2 separate regions of the Mus musculus genome follow, and region 1 is linked to region 2. Evidence: chromatin loops called from intact Hi-C (ENCODE). Cell type or tissue: left cerebral cortex. All regions are shown on one strand. Links, peaks and the distances in the headings refer to the core of each region. The heading gives the core; the rest is flanking DNA.

Region 1 (5,379 bases), core at 253-5,252, 85 kb after region 2:
GTCCTGATTGGAGCTCAGTTTCACAAGCTGATGAGATTGGCTAAATGATAAAGGGGAAAAGTTAAGAAATACGGGCTCTTATTGGGTTTAATATTTCTAAGAGGAAAAAAGAACTTTCTTATAGGAAAGTGCTTTATTTCTGAACTGTATCCAAATTCTCTACTTTTTTGTAGAATTGGCAGACTGTTCTGTGAGGCATTTCCTGGGGAGAAACACCAACACACACCAACACACCAACATACACACACACACACCAAAACACACACACCAACACACACACCAACACACACACCAACACACACACCAAAACACACACACACACACACACACACACACACACACACACACACACACACACACTCAACAAAGATAGAGAACCCACAATAGACCAAAGTAATATTGCAGCAACTTGGAGAGCTGAAGAGTTTGTTAACAGGAATATAGGTGAGGAGTTACTAAGATGAGCAGGGATGACTTAAAAGCAGCTGCATTACTGAAAAGTCCACCACTTAATGAAACCACAACCCTGGGGCTTTCTGCATGATTTGCAGGCAGCTGGAGAAGGTTCCAGGCCTTCCTTGAGCAGCTCTTCTGGTAAGCATCTCCTCCCCCAGCAGCTGTCCATAACCTGGGTGGAGGAGTCCTGGTAAATCTTGTAAACTTCAGCTTTTTAGTTCTGTGAGGTTTGTTTACTTCCAGAGTTTCAGGAGTTGAAGGCAATGTTTCAGTGCCAAGGAAACTGCTGTACAACACAGAGTCCTAGGTAATCCCCAAATCATCATAACCAATTTAATTAAAGCAAGGTTTTAAATTTGTGTATATGGGCTGCCTCCCTCTAAGGTGGAGTTTGAGAGGCAGCATTGGCTATGGGGAAGACAGCACTTTTGTAGGTCAGGAGTATGGAATTTTCAAGTGGGGCATTTAGTAGGCAAAACAGGCAGTTTTACTGGAGCATAACAAGTTAGTTCTAATGACCTTCTAAGACAAAGACATGGTTACAAGATGGACCTAACAAGGTGTCATAGGTCATCAGATAACCTTTTGAAACAAAGGTAGGGTTGCAAGATAGTTATAAGCAACTTTTTAAAACAAAGACATGATTGCCATTTGTGTTAGTTAGGGTTCTCTAGAGTCACAGAACTTCTGGAACGTATCTCTTTCCCTTTTAGTATATGAATATTATACATAGAAAGGATATATAGAACATATCGAATATATATAGAATATATACATATATGGAATACTGGAATGACTTACAGACTACAGTCCAAATAATCTAACAATGACTAGTTGTGAATGAAAGCCCGAGAATCTAGTAGTTGCTCAGTCCCACAAGGTTGGGTGTCTCAGCTGCTCTTCTGTATAAGCTGGAATCCTGAAGAAATAGGCTCCAATGCCAGTGAAGGAATGGATGTACTGGCAAAGTGAGGGCAAGGAGGTGTAGAATGGAGGAATCCTTATATAGACTTCCAGCAGAAGGTATGGCCCAAATTAAAGGTGTGCCTCAAGCTCGGTATTAAGGGCACGTGCCATCCCACTTCAAGATCCAAATCAAAATCCTGAGTCTTCCAGCCTCAAGATCCAGATCAAAGGCATGTTGTTCACTTGCCTCAACATCCTGATCATGGTGTGCCCTCCATTTCTAGATTAGTTCATTCCAGATGCAGGCAAGTTGACAACTGAGAATGGCCAATCCTTGAGAAACAGAGGTTTAATCATAAGCAGGAATGAACCTAACTTGTCTTTACTATAAGTAAGATGGAGGAAGGCTCATTCTTCAGTCACTAGCAAACATTTCAGACTTTGTATTTAAGATCTCTGAGACCGCTCAGTTTTGTGCTAGAAGGCTGAAGGAGGGCATGTGTAAACAAGCGGGTATGGTTGTATTTGGGTGAAACTCTGTGGGCTTCAGATTTAGACTTTTATATAATTAGAGCAAAAAATTCTTGTTTTGATTTTTTCCTCATGATTAAAACAAAGCAAAGCAGAGAAAATCAAAATATAAGAACCAGGACACAAGGCAGTGGAACACACCTGTTACCATAGCCCTTAAAAGGCAGAAGCAGGAAGATTGCAAATTTGAGAACTGCCTAGTCTATATAGTGAGAGGTTTTTTTTTTTTTAAAGTCAGTCTTAAGTTTAATTCAAAGAAAATTACATGTGATCTGTTCTTAATCATTACAAATTCCACATGATTTATGATTCAATTCTTAAAAAGTTATTTCTTTGGAGCAACATACAGTTCTAATGCTAATCTCTGGGAACACGGAATAAGTATTGATGAGCTATCCAGGCCGTGCATCCAGGTCATCATAAGAGAAATGGTGTACAGTTGGGTTGTATCCATGGATTTCTGCATTAGCGAAGTTAACCCTCCAACGGGAGATGAGAGTAAAGCTGCATCTGTATTGAACACAAGCAGAACGAATCTTGTCTTTAGTCTTTAACAGTAGAATATAGAAATTGTGCACGTAACACTTTAATTGTGTTAGGCATTGTTTTTAAATTAGATCTATTTTATTGATTATTTGAGAAATCGGAACATGCATTCAGTGTGTTTTGAGCAATCACACCTCCCCACACCCATGCTATTCCTTATCTTTGCTCAGATCCAATTCACACCTTTCTATTTCTATTCTAAATCCATGGCTTCTTTCTTTCTTATTTTATCTCTTTTCTCTCCTCCTCCTCCTCCTCCTCCTCCTCCTCCTCTTCCTCTTCCTCTTCCTCCTCCTCCTCCTCCTCCTCCTCCTCCTCCTCCTCCTCCTTCTTCTTCTTCTTTTTTCTTCTATTGGATATTTTCTTTAAAACAAAACAAAACAAAACAAAACAAAACAAAACAAAACAAAACTCAGAGGTTAAATGTACGCTTGAGGCTCTTGCAAAGGCCCAGGTTCCCTGTCATCTTCTACATGGTGATTTATAACTCCAGGTCTGGGATTGGAGCACCCTCTTTGGGCTGCTGTAGATACTGCATGCATCCTGGCAAAACATTCGTACAAATAAAAATCTAAAAAAAAAAAAAAAAAAGAAGAAGAAAGAAAGAAAGAAAGAAAGAAAGAAAGAAAGAAAGAAAGAAAAAATCCCACTCAGGCTTTTAATCTCAGCACTCGGGAGGCAGAGGCAAGCAGATCTCTGTGAGTTCAAATTCAGCCTGGCCTACATAGCAAGTTCCAGGGTGACCAGGGCTATATAGTGAGACCCTGTCTTTAAAAGAAAATAAATAAGTAAACAAACACATAAATACTAAAAAGTATTTTTATGAGAGAAGAATAAAGTTTAAAAACAAACAAACACCCCCTGGCAATGGGCGAAGAGACACTGTGGTGGTGGTGTTCTTAGTTAAGGGCAGAGCAGATGTCAGTCAAGAGCCAGAACTCGATGCCTGGTTTGATGTCTAAAGCTGTCTCATGCCTAGGAGTCATAAAGATCAAATAAAATCAAATCATGTCTAGCATAGGAGGAGGAAGACAGAGAGAGACCTGCAGGCTGCCAAGCCACTCATAGACCTGCTCTCTGGACATAGCACAGGTGGGCCATAGATACCTGCTTGCTGCCACACAGCATGAATGGAGGATGCCACCCAGGGGCCTGCTAGCCTTGTGACCAGCCTGCAGAAGGAGTGACCAAAATTTGTGAGTATATAGTGGTCAGATGGGAGAGAAACAGAAATGGGATAGCTTGAGCATTATGAAGAGAGATAGAACTGGAGATTCTAGTATGGAGAGGAGTAGCCTGCTGTGAGTGGCCAGGCCCCCTACCAGGGACCATGGTGAGGTCCCAGACCAAGCTGCCATTGAGGGCCATGTCTGAGTTGCAGCTACACAGTGGCAGGAGTTGGTGTCGATATCCACGGCTCATACAACCACTAGAGAACATGTGAATGTCCCTGGTCAGAGAAGCTACCAGGGACCATATGGATGACCAGGGGCTGTGTATATTGTCCCTGCTGGGGACACTGGTGAGCAGGCCCTGCGCCTTACCTGAGCAGCAGAGTAGAACTGGCCCTTGTAATGGAGGCAAGGGTGAGCCATCCCTGAAGGGTAAGAGCACTTGAGAGCTGACCCTGCCACTCATGTGCAACCAATGCAAAGCACAGGCAGGTCAAAGCAGGTTAGTGGGCCAGTGAAAAGGCAGATATACCCAGGACAGTGTGGGGTTAGCAGTCAACACCTTGTGTGCCTTTTTATATGTGCCTCTTTATAAGTGGCCAGAACTTCAGCCCAATTTTAGTTTGGATAGAGATGGGGTGTAAGTACTGGCCGAGTGCCTTGAGGCATACATATGAAAACCAGGTTTTCATGGTAGGCAAGGCAGTGTTTATATATCAAGGGGGTAGGAATAGGTCTGTGTCCTGCATAATGAGTCTCTGGGAAATAGAGCAAGGCTTCTGAGAAGACAAGGGATGGAGCCTGGCTGAGTGTGTCTCCTGTTGTATCAAAAGAGGGAGGACCCAAATGCTAGCTCCTGATGAGAGTGAAAGTAGAACTTAAAATCCATCCAAACCCTGGGAGTGTGGCACCTAAGTAGTAGAGATAGGAGAATTTGGAGTTCAAAGCAGGTCTTGTGTACAGCAAGTGTGAGACCAGCCTGAACTACAGGAAGCAGTGTCTCAAAAATTTTATGTCGTCATCCAAAGAGCTAACTTTGGACCCTGCTGGGGAAGCCTGGAGTGCTCCGGCAGACCTTCTGAGACTTCCCCTTAGCAAATCCTGTCCTGGGGCCCAAGTGGAGTGCTTTTGATCCCACCTAGTATGCACTTTCTAGGGCAATGCTTATTAAAGTTTTGCTGTCTTTGAAGTCTGAGACATTGCTCTCTGACACACTGATCCACGGCCCTGGTCAGTGCGTGTCGGTGTGACTGGAGATTTTAAGCACCTCTAGCTCCAGGGGATCCAGCACCCTCTTCTGGATTGCAGGCACCCGCACACACTTACATTCCTGCCATCGTACACACAATTAAAAACAAATCGTTGTTCTTGTTTGAGGTAGGGTCTGAATATGTAGCTCTGGACATCCTGGAGCTCACTATGTAAAACAAGCTGAATTTGCACTATCAGAAATCTGCATGCCTCTGCCGTCTGAATGTTAGTACTAAAGGTGTGTGCACCACCAGTGCCTGGCAAAAAAATAAAATAAATCTTAAATAAAACAAAACCTGAAATAACAAAACATAAAACCAAACTAAGCACAGAGAAATGGAAAAGTCAGCCCCAGCTTGCCAGTTATACAAAACCAGGATGTGGACTGGATTTACCCTGTAAGCTGCGGCTTGTAGCCCCTGCTCTATAATACATTTAGAGCAAAAACGTGTCCTTGTCAAGACTAGGGGTCCAGCGTTTTGATCTCAGCTGCCCTAATAGTAGCTTCAACTTTCAA
Region 2 (5,379 bases), core at 271-5,270:
ACAAATGAATGGAGGGAGAGAAAAATTTTCAGATTGAACAGTGACTTCCTTCCATGGAGCTTGTTTCAAAGGTGTTTAATTCCAATTTTGGGTTGGGTCTGTAGCACCTAGGAGAATCTATAATGTGCTCAGAGGGAACGGGAGGGAGCCCCTCCCACCTCTGAACCCTGCAGACACAGAACCTGTGTACAGGTGGTGGCGAGACAGAGAGAGGAGGGTTAGGGAGTGCGGGGCTACAGGCTCATGCAGCTCAGAGCTACAGGGGCACACAGACACACTTCTCAGGAAGGACCCTGGGTCTCTGGCTGTCACAGTGGGGATGACACTGGCAGGTCCCTGAACTCAGCACCCACAGGTAACTCCTGCAGGCAAGTGCTGTTTCAGGATCTTTGTTGGGTGCACATTTCATGGACTCTAAGTAAGCAGATGGGGGTTTCAGGTCCCATCAAGTGACTTCTTGGACTTGATGGTCTTCCTGTCTAAGAAGTGGGAACATGAATCTGGTCCCTTGTTTACAACATGTCTCAGCCAGGTTCTTTTAGCTATCAGAATGCTAGTACCTGGAGTTCTGTGTTTGAATCAGGTTTTCAGTTCATTTGGAAGACGTGTCTTAATGAAAGATCTTAGAGTGCTGGTAGTCCAGCCACATGCAGGATTTCCAGTTCTCAGTTTTAGGGTTGGGAATTTATTCATAGCACTATTTGTCAACTGTGAGTTCATAGGAGTTGTCTTTGAGTTCACAGATAAGGCTCAGAGGGGTGCAGCCAGCTGCCAGGAGTCATCATGTCCCTTACAAGTCTGTTCTGGGGATTCAGGTCCCCACACTTGAACAGCAAGCATTCTTCCCCCCACCGAGCATCTCCTTAGCTGAGTAGTGTACCACTATTGGCTGTCTGACTTCCCTGCTTCATTTTGTTTTCCAAACACTGTTGGGTCAGGAGTTCTTATCTAGGATTTCTTCCTAGATCTAAATAAGCTAGCAATGGCCTTACTGTCTTCTTTCCCCATCTGAAGATCTTTACTTTGTGTCTATGGCCATATTGCCCTGAGTGTACCTGACCTTGTTTGTCCTCAGAAGCCGAGCAAGATTAGACCTGCTTAGTACTTGGATGGGAGACCTAGGAATACTGGGTGCTGTAGGCTTCAATTTGTTTCTTTGTGATTTTTTTAAAAAAAGATTTATTTTAATGTGTGGGTGTGCCACCTACTATTGGATCTAAGAAGTAAACTGTCATCCTCCAAAAGAAGAGGAAGTCCTCTTAACCACGGAGTCATTTCTTCAGGCCCTGATTTATAATTTTTTCCTTTGTTTTGTTTTTATTTCATGTGTGTTTCATGTGCATCTATGTAAGAGTGCTGGATCAGAGACAGTTTTGAGCTGCCGTGTGGGTCCTGGGAATCAAACCCGGGTCCTCTCAAAGAACAGCCAGTACTCAGAGCCATCTCTCCAGCATCTCTTTTCTTCTTCCTTCCTTCCTTCCTTCCTTCCTTCCTTCCTTCCTTCCTTCCTTCCTTCCTTCCCTTTTTCTTCCCTCTCTCCCTCTCTCCCTCCCTCCCTCCCTCCCTCCCTCCCTCCCTCCCTCCCTCCCTCCCTCCCTTCCTTCTTCCCCTCTCTCTGTCTGTCTCTGTCTCTGTCTCTGTCTCTGTCTCTGTCTCTCTGTCTCTCTCCTTTCTCTTTTCTTGCCCCTCTCTCCCTCCCTTGCTCTTTTGAGACAGGGTTTCTCTGTGTAGCCCTGGCTATCCTGAAACTCACCCTGTAGACCAGGCTGGCCTCAAACTCAGAGATTTGTCTGTTTATGCCGCTACTGGGATTAAAGGCGTGCACCACCATCACCACCTGGTTAATTCTTTTATCTTCTTATATGTTGAGGAGACACCTTGCTGGTTGGGTAATAAGTGATCATTCCTGAATCCCTCTGTCTTGTCTGCAAGCCAGTGATGATTCTCCTACCCCACACCTGGTGCCTAGCCAAGCCTCACTGCCCTGCTTTGTTCCAGTAACCCTATCTCCTCTCAGGCGCCTGAGAAGCAGCAGGACAATGGGACCTGGCTGGTGACAGAGTTCCTGCTGGTGGGATTCTCCAACCTCCCAGAACTGAGGCCCACTCTCTTCATCTTGTTCCTCCTCACCTACCTGGTCACACTCAGTGGCAATGCCACCATCATCACCATCATCCAGGTGGATCGCACTCTCCACACACCTATGTACCGCTTCCTGGCCGTGCTCTCCCTCTCTGAGACCTGCTACACACTGGTCACCATCCCCAATATGCTGGCTCATCTGCTGATGGAGAGCCAGGCCATCTCCATCGCGGGCTGTCGGGCCCAGATGTTCTTCTTCCTAGGCTTGGGTTGCAGCCATTGTTTCCTCCTTACCCTGATGGGCTATGACAGGTATGTGGCCATCTGCCATCCCTTGCGCTACTCTGTGATCATGAGACCCACCGTCTGCCTGTGTTTGGGAGCCTTGGTTTTCTGCTCTGGTTTCTCAGTGGCCTTGATTGAGACCTGCATGATCTTCTCCTCACCCTTCTGTGGCGCAGGCCATGTGGAGCACTTCTTCTGTGACATTGCGCCTGTGCTGAAGCTCAGCTGTGATGAGAGCTCACTCAAGGGACTTGGCATCTTCTTCCTGAGCATCCTCGTGGTGCTGGTCTCCTTCCTCTTCATTCTCCTCTCCTACGCCTTCATTGTGGCTGCCATTGTGAGGATCCCTTCGGCCTCTGGCCGGCGCAAAGCCTTCTCTACCTGCGCAGCCCACCTCACGGTGGTCATCGTACATTTTGGTTGTGCCTCCATCATCTACCTGAGGCCGGACTCTGGGGCTAATCCCTCCCAGGACCGCCTGGTGGCGGTGTTCTACACCGTGGTGACACCGCTGCTGAACCCTGTGGTTTACACCCTGAGGAACAAGGAGGTGAGGGTAGCGCTGAGGAAAAACCTGGCACGGGGCTGTGGAGCATTTAAGTAAAAACTTGTGTCTATTTGCTTCTCTAATAATTAATACAAGTATATTAAAAAAAAAAAAAAAACCAAGACCTTCATCCCGGAACTCTAGTTCCCTACTGGGAAGAGAGGAAGCAATTCTATGCCAGATGAAGTAACTTCTGTTATCTGCCAGTGCCTGAGAATATGTAACCACAGTAAAGGGTGACTTATCTTTATCATGGATTCTTGGACTTGATGTGGTGCAATGTGATCTGTAATGCCTAATGTTTGCCAGTGGAGGGCGCCACTGATACAACTCATGGATGGAGAGGGGCAGAGGGCAGTTTTTTTCTTTAACATTTTTGTTATTTTTATTATCATTTTAGTTTCTTAATTTTTTTCATGTAACATATTTTCATTATAGTCTTTCTTATCCGAGATCCTCTTTACCTCCCTACCCACTCAACTTCATGCTAGTGATCCTCCCAACAGAGAACAGTGTTTAAAGAAAAACTGTGGGTTTTAAAATATTATTTGAGGACTTCATATATAAGAACTACATTTACATCACTCCCGTTTTCCACCCCACTCCAGTGTCCACATAGAAGTTTTAACCAGGAGAGGGAGTGAGGACCACAGGCCAGAGTTTTAGCTCGGTGGGAATGCAAGGGTGGGTATTTCCCCCCTCCCCCGGCTGCTCAAGACTGCCTTTTGGTCAGAATCACACATTTAAGTGCAATTAAAAAAAAAAAAGTACTTTTAGTTTAGCTTTGTTTGCTTGTTTTTCAAGACAGGGTTTTTCTGTATAGCCTTGGCTGTGCTGGAACTCTCTCTGTCATGCAGGCTCTTGAATTTATAAAAATCTGCCTGCCTCTGCCTCCTGAGTGCTCGGATTAAAGGCGTGTGCCACCTCTGCCTGGCTCAAAAAAATTTAAGTTAGCATACAAAATAATGGATTTAAAAAAAAATTCTTACACCATTGCATACACTAGCAAGATTTTGCTGATAGGACCCTGATATAGCTGTCTCTTGTGAGACTACACCGGGGCCTAGCAAACACAGAAGTGGATGTTCACAGTCAGCTATTGGATGGATCACAGGGCCCCCAATGGAGGAGCTAGAGAAAGTATCCAAGGAGCTAAAGGGAGCTGCAACCCTATAGGTGGAACAACATTATGAACTAACCAGTACCCTGGAGCTCTTGACTCTAGCTGCATGTGTATCAAAAGATGGCCTAGTCGGCCATCACTGGAAAGAGAGGCCCATTGGACACGCAAACTTTATGTGCCCCAGTACAGGGGAACGCCAGGGCCAAAAAGTGGGAGTGTGTGGGTAGGGGAGTGGGGGGGGGGGTATGGGGGACTTTTGGGATAGCATTGGAAATGTAAATGAGAAAAATACCTAATTAAAAAAATTAAAAATTTCTTCTTCTCTCATATATTATACTGACTCCAGTTTCCCCTTCCTCTTCTCCTCCCAGTCCCTCCTTCCCACCTCCCCTCTCTCCCAGATCTGCCCCTCTTATAGTGGATTTCTTAGAGGCATTTCATACATATGTGTTGCTAAACTTTGTTCAATATTCATCCTCCTCCCCCATTTCCACTCCAACCCCTTAGCTCCATCTTGCTGGTCCCTTTCTTCTCCAAACAGTGTTCTTCTGCTTTTAAGTCACATGTTCTCCATTCTTATGTTTACCACACCCCAAACGTACATTTCCTTGAATGTGTGCGCGCACACGCGCGCACACACACACACACACACACACACACACACACACACACACACAGAGCAAAGATAAGGGATCTTTTCTCCCATCTCATGGTCCCATTTCTAGTCTCACCATAGCACAGATCCCTCTGTATGAACACTTGTATCAATTTAAATCTAGGAACCACTCATGAAAAAAAAATATACTTGTATTTCTCAAAATTTTATTTAAAACTATTATTTTAAAAATGTGTATGAGTCTTATGCTTGCATAGATGTCTGTGCACCAAGCGTGTGTTTGGCACCCAACAAAGCCAGAAGAGTTGCACTGGTTCTCCTGTTTCAACAGTGATAGACAGTTGTGTGCAGTCCAGTGGGTGCTGGGATCCCAGGTCCGCTGGAAAAGCAGCCAGTGCTCTTAACCACTGAGCCATCTCTCCAGCCCCAGAGTCAGTTTCCTGAATCTGGCTTATTTCACTTAAGGCAATGATCTCTACTTCCATGCATTTTTCTGTATGTGCAATGATTTCAATTTTCCTTATGGCTGAATAAAATTCCATTATGTACATTGCTAGTTTTTTTTTTTATCCATTCATTTTTTGTGGGCATTTAGTCTGGTTCCATTTTCTTGCTATTGTGAATAAAGTAGCAATAAACAAGTATCTTTGTGTTATTTGTGTGTGTGTGTGTATGTGTTAAGTCTCCAAGATATATGCCCCATGGAGGGTACAACTGTGAAACTGT

Evidence for each region. Hi-C counts contacts between places; a loop is a spot of excess contacts. Peaks named below come from ENCODE experiments on the same cell type or tissue, not always from the same donor. Only the 100,000 strongest peaks of a DNase experiment are listed, where the experiment ranks them.
Region 1: it touches region 2 in a loop (2.8-fold over the local background); 20 of 42 quality-filtered maps call a loop at or near these places.

The regions. Positions count from the first base shown.
Region 1 is chr10:78,602,338-78,607,716 of GRCm38, forward strand. No RefSeq gene overlaps it. Among named protein-coding and RNA genes, the nearest start is that of Gm30346, 13 kb to the left of the region's middle. In left cerebral cortex, for the core only: CTCF peaks have their summits at 2,952 and 3,157; a DNase peak (open chromatin) is centred at 2,942.
Region 2 is chr10:78,517,596-78,522,974 of GRCm38, forward strand. It overlaps Olfr1358 (olfactory receptor 1358), which reads left to right. Exons shown (of 2, transcript NM_001370810.1): 2 at 2,018-3,688. The coding sequence ends at 2,971. Gm47944 (a long non-coding RNA gene) reads right to left here and starts at 2,313. Exons shown (of 2, transcript XR_003948916.1): 1 at 2,135-2,313. In left cerebral cortex, for the core only: a CTCF peak has its summit at 3,192 (motif pointing right); a DNase peak (open chromatin) is centred at 2,807.